Linked DNA regions of Homo sapiens: region 1 is linked to region 2. A link is an interaction called in ENCODE POLR2A ChIA-PET data of the cell type or tissue named here. Cell type or tissue: MCF 10A. All regions are shown on one strand. Links, peaks and the distances in the headings refer to the core of each region. The heading gives the core; the rest is flanking DNA.

Region 1 (4,393 bases), core at 177-4,176, 370 kb before region 2:
ACATTAGCTGGGCATGGTGGTGTGCACCTGTAGTCCCAGCTACTTGAGAGGCTAAGGTGAGAGGATCACTTCAGGACTGCAGGTCGAGGCCATAGAGAGCCGTGATCATGCTGCTGCACTCCAGCTTGAGTGACAGAGTGAGACCCTGTCTCAAAAACATAAATAAATAAAAATGATGTGCATATTTAAGAACAAATTAATTTTCAAAAAGTTGCTAGAAGGTTACACACAAAATCAACTGGGGCGGACTCTGGATGCACTGCCTATGAATTAGCCTTGCTCCACAAGGAGCAGCACTGTTCAGGAAAAGACTACTGTCTAACAAAAACAAACCATACAACAACAACAACAAAAAAACAATTGGTTACCTCTGTGGAGCTGGAATAAGGGAATGAGAGTTGAGAAAAAACATTCGCTTTTCATTTAGGATCCTCTTGCATTGTTGTACTGTAAATATCTGTTATTTTTATAATAGTATTTATACCTTAAAAAAGTTTATTTGCTAATGAGAATTTATCTTATCCCTCAGGTGGCTTTGGACAGAAAAGCTGAGACCTGCTGATTTACATGATTTATATCAAATAAAGCCCAAGGTAAATCAGTGACTTGACCAGCCACAGAACTTAATAGAGCCTGAGTTAGGACCCAGACTTCATTAGGGACCCAAGGGCAGGAGTTCCTTTTAATCTTTCCCAGCTTCAGAGTGAATACAAAAAATATATAAGGATGCATCTCATCATCTTTGAATATTTATAGGTCCCTACACTGAATTTTCAAAGCCCAAGATAAAAATCACATAGCGGCCCAGGTCCAGACCCAGGCCCAGCCAGCCATATGAGTGAGCCCAGAACAGCAAAGAACTGCCCAGTCGAGTCACTGCTGCTGAAAACCACTAAATTTTGGAGTGTCTTGTTACGCAACAATAGTAATTGTTGTCCCACCACTACACAGATGCCATCACAACATCCAAATTCTGCCTTCTGACGTGGTGAAAAATTTCCCTTTTGAATATTTCAATAGACTTTAAAAGAAAATGAACTACCAGTTAAACTGAATGTTTAATACATTTGTAGGAACAGAAGAAATGCAGTAAGGATTAAAATTTTATAATTAGACATTAATGTAACAGATGTTTCATTTTTCAAAGAAGTTTCCCCCTTTTCCCTATCTTTTTTTAATCTTCCTTAGAGCAATAAATAGTAATTACTATATTTGTGGACAAGCTGCTCCACTGTGTTGGACAGTAATTATTAAATCTTTATGTTTCACATCATTATTACCTCCCAAAATTCTACCTTCATTTCCCTGCACAGTTTCACTGGACTGTTTCACAACAAAATTGTACTCCACTCAAATTAGAAGAGCCCAAAGAAATTAGAGCAAACAGCAAATTCATATGAATTAGAGAACCAAAGATTTTAAAGTGCTGATTTAGTAACATAATGTCTACTGGCACAAACCTTCTATTTAATCATATTATTCAAACAGCAATAACAGAAATGAAAGCTACATTAACGAAAAAGGAACTTAGGAATGAGGTCATTAAATATAACTAACTACATTTTAAATACGGATATCATATATTTCCTGATTAGTATCAGGTAAATATCTAGACTCCTATCCTGAATTCCGGTCTCAGATAAAAAGGTCAGAGACAATTACAAGGAAGATGCTTCATATTATCAGGTCCATTTTTTAAATGATGGGGTCCTTTAGGAAAATTTCTTTAGTCTTTCTTTTTATCACAGATTTCTGTTGGTCCTTTTGTTGGTAATCCATTCATGTCTGCACCCTAAAATGAAAAAACATTTTAGAAATTATCATAACAAGCCGGGTGCGGTGGCTTATGCCTGTAATCCCAGCACTTTGGGAGGCTGAGGCAGGCAGATCACGAGGTCAGAAGATCGAGACCATCCTGGCTGACATGGTGAAACCCCGTCCCTACTAAAAATACAAAAATTAGCTGGGTATGGTAGCATGTGCCTATAATCCCAGCTACTCAGGAGGCTGAGGCAGGAGAATCGTTTGAACCTGGGAGACGGAAGTTGTGGTGAGCCAAGATTATGCCACTGCACTCTAGCCTGGTGACAAAGCGAGACTTCATCACAAAAACAAAAACAAAAAAAAAAAAAGAAAGAAATTATTACAACAAAAAGATATTAAGAGACATTCTGTCTCTCTCTTTTTTTTTTTTTTTGAGATGGAGTTTCATTCTTGTCACCCAGGCTGGAGTGCAATGATGTGATCTCGGCTCACTGAAACCTCTGCCACCCAGGTTCAAGCAATTCTCCCACCTCAGCCTCCTGAGTAGCTGAGATTACAGGTGCCCACCACCGCGCCTCACTAATTTTGGTATTTTTAGTAGAAACAGGATTTCACCATGTTGGTCAGGCTGGTCTCAAACTCCTGACCTCAGGTGATCAACCCATCTTGACCTCCCCAAGTGCTGGGATTACAGGCGTGAGCTACCGCGCCCAGCTCAAGAAACATTCTCTTTAAAAACAGACAAGCTCCAGAGTGAAAACATTTTGCTTCCAGAAACGGGCCGGATGGCTAAATTAGTGCAGCTGAGTACAAAGCTGAATCTAAAAAAGCACCAATTCTAAAGACAACAGAGTTGTCCACTCATTTTTAAAAAAATTGTTTTTTTTTTAAATCTCTATGATCCTTCTAATTAAATCTCTTATCAAAGTCATCAATCAGTGAAACTGGTTTGTATCAGCATAATCTCTCCTCATCCATTAGCTATTTACCATTGCACTTACCAGTCAGAAAATATGGTTATCATTTTGGCCAAAGGACAAATGCATTAATCAGAGGCCTACTTTAAAACTTTAATTTAAGCCAAATGTTACACAAACTATTGAAGCTTCTGGTTCTAAAACTTGTCCTTCCAAAATCTAGTGTTTCACCCAAGTACCACCCCCTTTCACTGCTCTTATTCAAGGCATGTGAATGTTCTTACCTTAAAGTTTACTTTGCCTTTGTTTGTATCATTGGATTCTTGTATTGCTTTCTTAGGCCATATACGACTAACGAAGGGGGAAACCAGAGGGTATATATATGGCTCCAGGAATTTTTTGTAGATCCAGAGCAGAACTGGAATGACGATACAAGGAATGCACACCATTTTCCCAAGCTTGAGCTCCTCAACTGTTGATATATGTGAAGAAAAAAATTAGTTCATCACAGATTAGTAACTGAAAGAATTTACCAAGATTAAGATATCTGAAAGGGGATAGATGTGGTGGCTCACGCCTGTAATCCCAGCACTTTGGGAGGCAAGAGGATAGCTTGAGCCCAGGAGTTTGAAACCAACTTGCACAACAAAGTGAGACCTTGTCTCTACAAGATCAAAAAATTAGCTGGGCATGGTGGCATACTCCTGTGGTCCCAGCTACATAAGTGGCTGGGACAAGAGGATCACTAGAGCCCAGGAGGTTGAGGCTGCAGTGAGCCGTGTTCATGCCACTGCTCTCCAGCCTGGATGACACAGAGACACTTTGTCTCAAAAAAAGAAAAAAAAAAAATATATATATATATATATATACACACACACACACACACACACACACACACACACGAAAGGACTATTTCTACAGTGTAGGAAAAACTTAAAACATACTATTATATTTGCTAAAAAAAAAAGACTTTATTAAATAAAAAGCTGCTATCTACAAGGTAAAGAAATAGGCCAGGTGCAGTGGCTCATGGCTGTAATCCCAGCACTTTGGGAGGCCAAGGCGGGTGGATCATGAGGTGAGGAGTTCGAGACCAGCCTGGCCAACATGGTGAAACCCTGTCTCTACTAAAAATACAAAAATCAGCGGGGTGTTGTGGCATGCGCCTGTAATCCCAGCTACTCGGAAGGCTGAGGCAGAATTGCTTGAACCCAGGAGGCAGAGGCTGCAGTGAGCCGAGATCCCACCACTGCACTCCAGCCTAGGTGACAGAGCAAGACTCCATCTCAAAATAAAGAAATAATAGGTGGTAGGCATGAATAATAATGAGGTGCCTGCTTCCAAACTTCCAGTCACTGCTCCTTAATCATGAATTTGATTATAAAGGAAAAACAACAACATTTGGTAGGTGCTAGACAGTTTACATATAACAACTCATTTAATCCTCAATCAGTGAGGTTGGGTACCCTTGCTACTATGTCTATTTAGAGTTTAAAAAATGAGCCGGGTGTGGTGGCTCACACCTGTAATCCCAGCACTTTGGGAGGCCAAGGCGGGCAGATCACCTGAGGTCAGGAGTTCGAGACCAGCCTAACCAACATGGTGAAACCCCGTCTCTACTAAAAACACAAAATTAGCCAGCCATGGTGGAGCAGGCCTGTAATCCCAGCTACTCGGGAGGCTGAGGGGGAAGAATTGCTTGAACCCGGGAG
Region 2 (4,393 bases), core at 182-4,181:
TCCCTGGCCAGTCGAACTAAGGAGACACATCTGTACATTCACATGGAAACACTATGACACAGCTCAGTCAGGCACCAAGCCAGGAGTGTGTGATGTGGGTGCTGGTGGTGATGGGCTGGAAGGACCCCACGGAGGAGGTGGGATGAAGGGTGGGTGCTGATGATGTGGGTGCTGATGGTGGTGGGGCTGGAAGGACCCCACAGAAGAGGTGGGATGAAGGGCGGGTGGGACTCTTACATCCAGGTTCAAAGGAGCTGATCCACTGGGAAAGGACCAATGGAAGAGGACCAGGACGAGTGACACCCAGGGAAGGGTGCTCCATGAACTCCTAGTGGCTGAAGGGAGGCTCTGAGTGGAGGTGGGGGAGAGTGTGAGAGGATGAAGGCTGGCAGACTAGGGCTGGGATTTCATTCTGCAGGCAATAAGGCAAAGGCAAAGGCCAGACAGTGCTGTGAAAAAACAGGACTGGGAAGCTACTAAGCAATCTGGGAACAGGGGACAAGAACTGGACACAAGGGTAGGGGCAGACACAGAGAAACATCAGAAAAGAGGGAGTGATAGGTCTTTAGGAGTAAGCAAAGCTTGAAGCCAAGAGACTAGGAGAATGAGAAACTGGAGGAATAGCAAATCCAAAGTTGGTGGGCACATGGGCAGATATGAAGAGAAGTGTCCCCCTGGATAGAGATCACAGACATCCCTGCCCTCTAAGACCTTCCAGTCTAGAGGAGCAGGAGATTAAACAGGTAAAATGACAACTGTGATCAGGGTTGTGCCCAACACACAAGTGGGGTCAGGACTGTCTAAGACGAGACTCAAGCCCTGAGCATGTGGCTCCTGAGCTGAGGGTGGAAGGATGTGGAGGGGTATCCAAGCAGTGAGGGGCTGAAAGAGGGTTCCAAGCAGGGTGACATATGTAAAGAGTGACACAGTGAGATTTGCAGCAGGGAGTCAGAGGGAGAGAACATTCTAGGTCTTTCTGGAAGAGTGATTTAAATCTCTACCTGAAGATCCCAGATTGGAAGTTTAATCCTGACACTCAATAGCATGGAGTGAGGACCTTGGGGTTTAGGTCTTTGTGTTACACAGCATTCTTTCACATCAATCTTGCCTCCCAACTTCAAGCCGTTTGAGGGCAGGGACCACCAGGTCACCTCTGGGTTCCCCATTCCTCTAGCCCTGCAGAGCCTTGCTCAGAGTAAGCACCCAAACTGGCTGAATTCAAGTGTCTTTTGTCCATATTCTGGCAACTGCAGATGGGTAAGCTCATGGGATCCAACTTCTATCGCCTGGCTGGACTGGGCAGAGCCACCAAGAAATCAGTGATGTAGGAAGAATGTGCAGAGGGCAGGCAGACAGCTCACACCCACAGGCGTGGCCAAGTATACCTGTGATTCACAAAACACACTCACTCACACCCCCCTACCTTCTAGGTCCTGGGCTTTCTTCATGTAAATCTTCAGTTGCTTTTTGAGCTTCCTCTCATTCTTTTCCAGCTTTTCTACCAGTTCTTTAAGGTCCTGGAAGCAGAGGAAGCAGTGTGAGAACAGACATCAGCCCGGCCTGGGATGGTGGGGGTAAAATCCTGCTTGCAGTTGGAGGTGACCAGTGCGGCCCATGGGCAGCCGTCAGAAATGCGCCAGTCAGGGACGCTGCCAGGAGAGCTGCTCTTCACAGGCTGTTGCCACCTGCTCTGGAACTCAGGAAGTGGGAGATGATGAGTCAGAGTCCATTCTCTCAAGGCAAGACTCCTCCCAGGTCAGGCTCTCTGGCGCCTTGCTGAATCCCAAGCCTCCCCAAGCCAAGCCTCCTCCGGTTGCCATGCCAACCCCCCAGGAGACACACTCAGCCTAGGAGTCCCAGGGTGGGGCGGGCAGCGCCCTGGGAAGGAACGGACAGGTGTGAGAATGCAGGGGGCAGGGAGGTTGGAAGAGCAAGTGGGCAAGTGAGATTATCCAGGGCCCAGCGGCAAAACAGGACACTGGTGTGGCCCCAGACCCTAGCAGCTGTTGCCACTGGAAGCCCATCAGCCCACTGAGACCTAGAACAGCAAGCCGCTGAGGGAGGAGTTTGCTGTCATTAATGTCACCTCCATCCCAGCTGAGCAGTGGTCCTCTGTGGCCAGGGACACAAAGAGGAGAAGAGGAGCCCTGCTCCATCCACCACTAGAGCCGGCTTCGGTGACTAGAGAGTGACAGGAAGACAGAAGCGAGTATTCCATGGTGGAGCCTCTACAAACACATTGGGTGACAACTTTTTAAGATCAGCCTGTTGACAGGAGTTGGCCCAGTCCCAGGGATGTGGCCATCCCAAGCTACACACCTAGTTATAGATGTTGTTAGGAACTTTATTCATCTTGATAAAGAAGCAAATCTTTAAAAATACTTCTTAAATTGAGAGGCATCTAAAAACCCAGCTTAAATGACAGGAGAGGCGGCAGACCGTAAAACCTTATTCAGTGACCTAAGAGTGGCCTCTGCGTGAGAGGCCAGTTGGTAGAAAGGACCCAGGTGTCTAGAGAAAATTGAGCCAGGAATCTCTGTGGCTACCGAAGGTCTCCTGTGAACCCTGAGTTCTACTCAGACTCCGTCTCCCCTGTTAGGTGCCTTGCCAAGCAGCACCAAAGCATGTGATTCCCTGGCTCCCCAGCTCCGCTGCACTGCCACCCCTGCCTCGTGTTCATATAACCCTGTCCAGATCCAACCCCACTGAATCCTCGGCTACAACTCTGACTCTTGCAAAGGATTAACCAACTCTTGGGGCCACAAGACTTGGCCAGCCCAGTGAATGGGGAGCCCAGGGCTGCTCCAGACTGGATCGGGACCAGGACGCTGGTACTATGACCACCATCAGTCCGAAGCTCCTCTGTACAATATTATCAAATCCACAAGATAAAGCATTTCTTATGTCTTTTCCACCATTACTTTGAAAACCTTCACTACACCCTGGGAGGACAGGCAATAAATGCTCTAATGCCTATTTGCAGCATCTTATACACCAGATGCTTCAAGAAGGAAAGATTAATCCAGGCCAGGCTTTGACGCCTGTCTTTGAGAGCTCTGACATCTCAGTCATCTTCTCAGGAAAGCCCAGAAAATCCAATACCCCTCCCGAAATGCTCAAGCAGAGGTGATTGTAAGATCCATGTCACTAACGGTGGCTTTGTGCTAAGACATGCCTGGGTGTCTAACCCCCAACCCCCTACAAATCCCAGAAGGCTGAATTCTTAATGTGCTAAGGGGAATTATATAGAGCTATGCTTCCCAAACTTTGTAGGGGTATTGGAACCACCTGGGAATCTTTAAAGCTTGAAATCAACAAATTTAGAACAAATAAAGGGAACATAGTGCTGGCCACAGTGGTTGTAAACTTGTGGAGACACGAAGGCCCAAAGTCCTAAAGCCTAAAATTACAAAAGCTTACAGAATAATGAATTCAATTCATAAGGAATCTTGGAAATGAAAAATGAGCACATCTGAAGATGGCGCTAAACTTTTCAAGTTGCTACCAGGAGGGACAATCACATCCTCCCCTCTACACAGACCCCTTTCCCCACCACTCCAGCCTCAAGCCATTTCCCCTGACTTCCCTTACACTCCCTGTGAGACTGCCAAGCACCTTGTGCTGTGGTTACTTGTGTATACACTGTCTCCTCTCTGCCTGAGGTCAGTGCTTCACCAGCTGGCACACGGTAGGCAGGAATGCTTGCTAAGTAGGTGAATATACATCACCAACAGCCCCTGGAACCTGCTGCAGCTGGCTCTCCTTAGGGGTCCTAGCCTCTGTCTGGGCAAATGAGGAGGACCACGTTCTGGAAGGAGTCTCTCAGCAGGCTGCAAACTGGAGCCCTCCTCCTCCTCCTCCTCCTTGCCCGGCCAGCAGCACAGGCCCCTACTCATGACCCAGTGTCACCACCCCAGCAGAGGGGCCCACTGCACTGTTTTCTTTTGCTCTCTTAAGGTAGGACTCCTAAGGTAGGACTGACTACCCACCTCTTTCCAGTCACTAACTCTCCTAAGTGTGGCCTTGGCAACCTTGTGTTGGTGTGCCGTGAGCTAACGCAGTACCTGCATGGTGCACAGCCCTCTTTATAGGGTGATTGTTCACTGCACTACTTGGTCAATGGCCCTCCAGGGAACATAGGCCACCAAATGCATTTCCTAGGCTGCCTCCTCTACCTGGCAGAAGCTGGCCAGGTAGGTTTCTTTAACATGGTGCATTTCTTTTCATAAAGCCACCAGGTAACACACGTATATGCAACAGAAAGTGACTTGCAGACAAAGAGAGGGAGAGAGAGGGAGGGAGGGAAGATCATGTGTATGTAAGTGCTATTCAGCTGTGAGTCTGGGACCCCACTTTTCCTCTTGGGATCAAGTGAACTGGCCACCCAACCACA

The links. Peaks named below come from ENCODE experiments on the same cell type or tissue, not always from the same donor. Only the 100,000 strongest peaks of a DNase experiment are listed, where the experiment ranks them.
Region 1: POLR2A ChIA-PET joins it to region 2 with 5 read pairs; 5 of 35 experiments call an interaction of 5 or more read pairs at or near these places.

Annotation. Positions count from the first base shown.
Region 1 is chr18:49,480,619-49,485,011 of GRCh38, forward strand. It overlaps C18orf32 (chromosome 18 open reading frame 32), which reads right to left. Exons shown (of 3, transcript NM_001035005.4): 2 at 2,966-3,153; 3 at 1-1,792. The coding sequence starts at 3,130. The coding sequence ends at 1,727. RPL17-C18orf32 (RPL17-C18orf32 readthrough) reads right to left here. Exons shown (of 7, transcript NM_001199356.2): 6 at 2,966-3,153; 7 at 560-1,792. The coding sequence ends at 2,974. Among named protein-coding and RNA genes, the nearest start is that of C18orf32, 4.4 kb to the right of the region's middle. In MCF 10A, for the core only: no CTCF peak of the experiment used is centred there; no DNase peak of the experiment used is centred there.
Region 2 is chr18:49,848,144-49,852,536 of GRCh38, forward strand. It overlaps MYO5B (myosin VB), which reads right to left. Exons shown (of 40, transcript NM_001080467.3): 32 at 1,424-1,517. It overlaps SNHG22 (small nucleolar RNA host gene 22), which reads left to right. Exons shown (of 4, transcript NR_117096.1): 4 at 1,494-2,916. Among named protein-coding and RNA genes, the nearest start is that of SNHG22, 36 kb to the left of the region's middle. RefSeq lists enhancers at 978-2,177, 1,270-1,781. In MCF 10A, for the core only: no CTCF peak of the experiment used is centred there; a DNase peak (open chromatin) is centred at 1,768.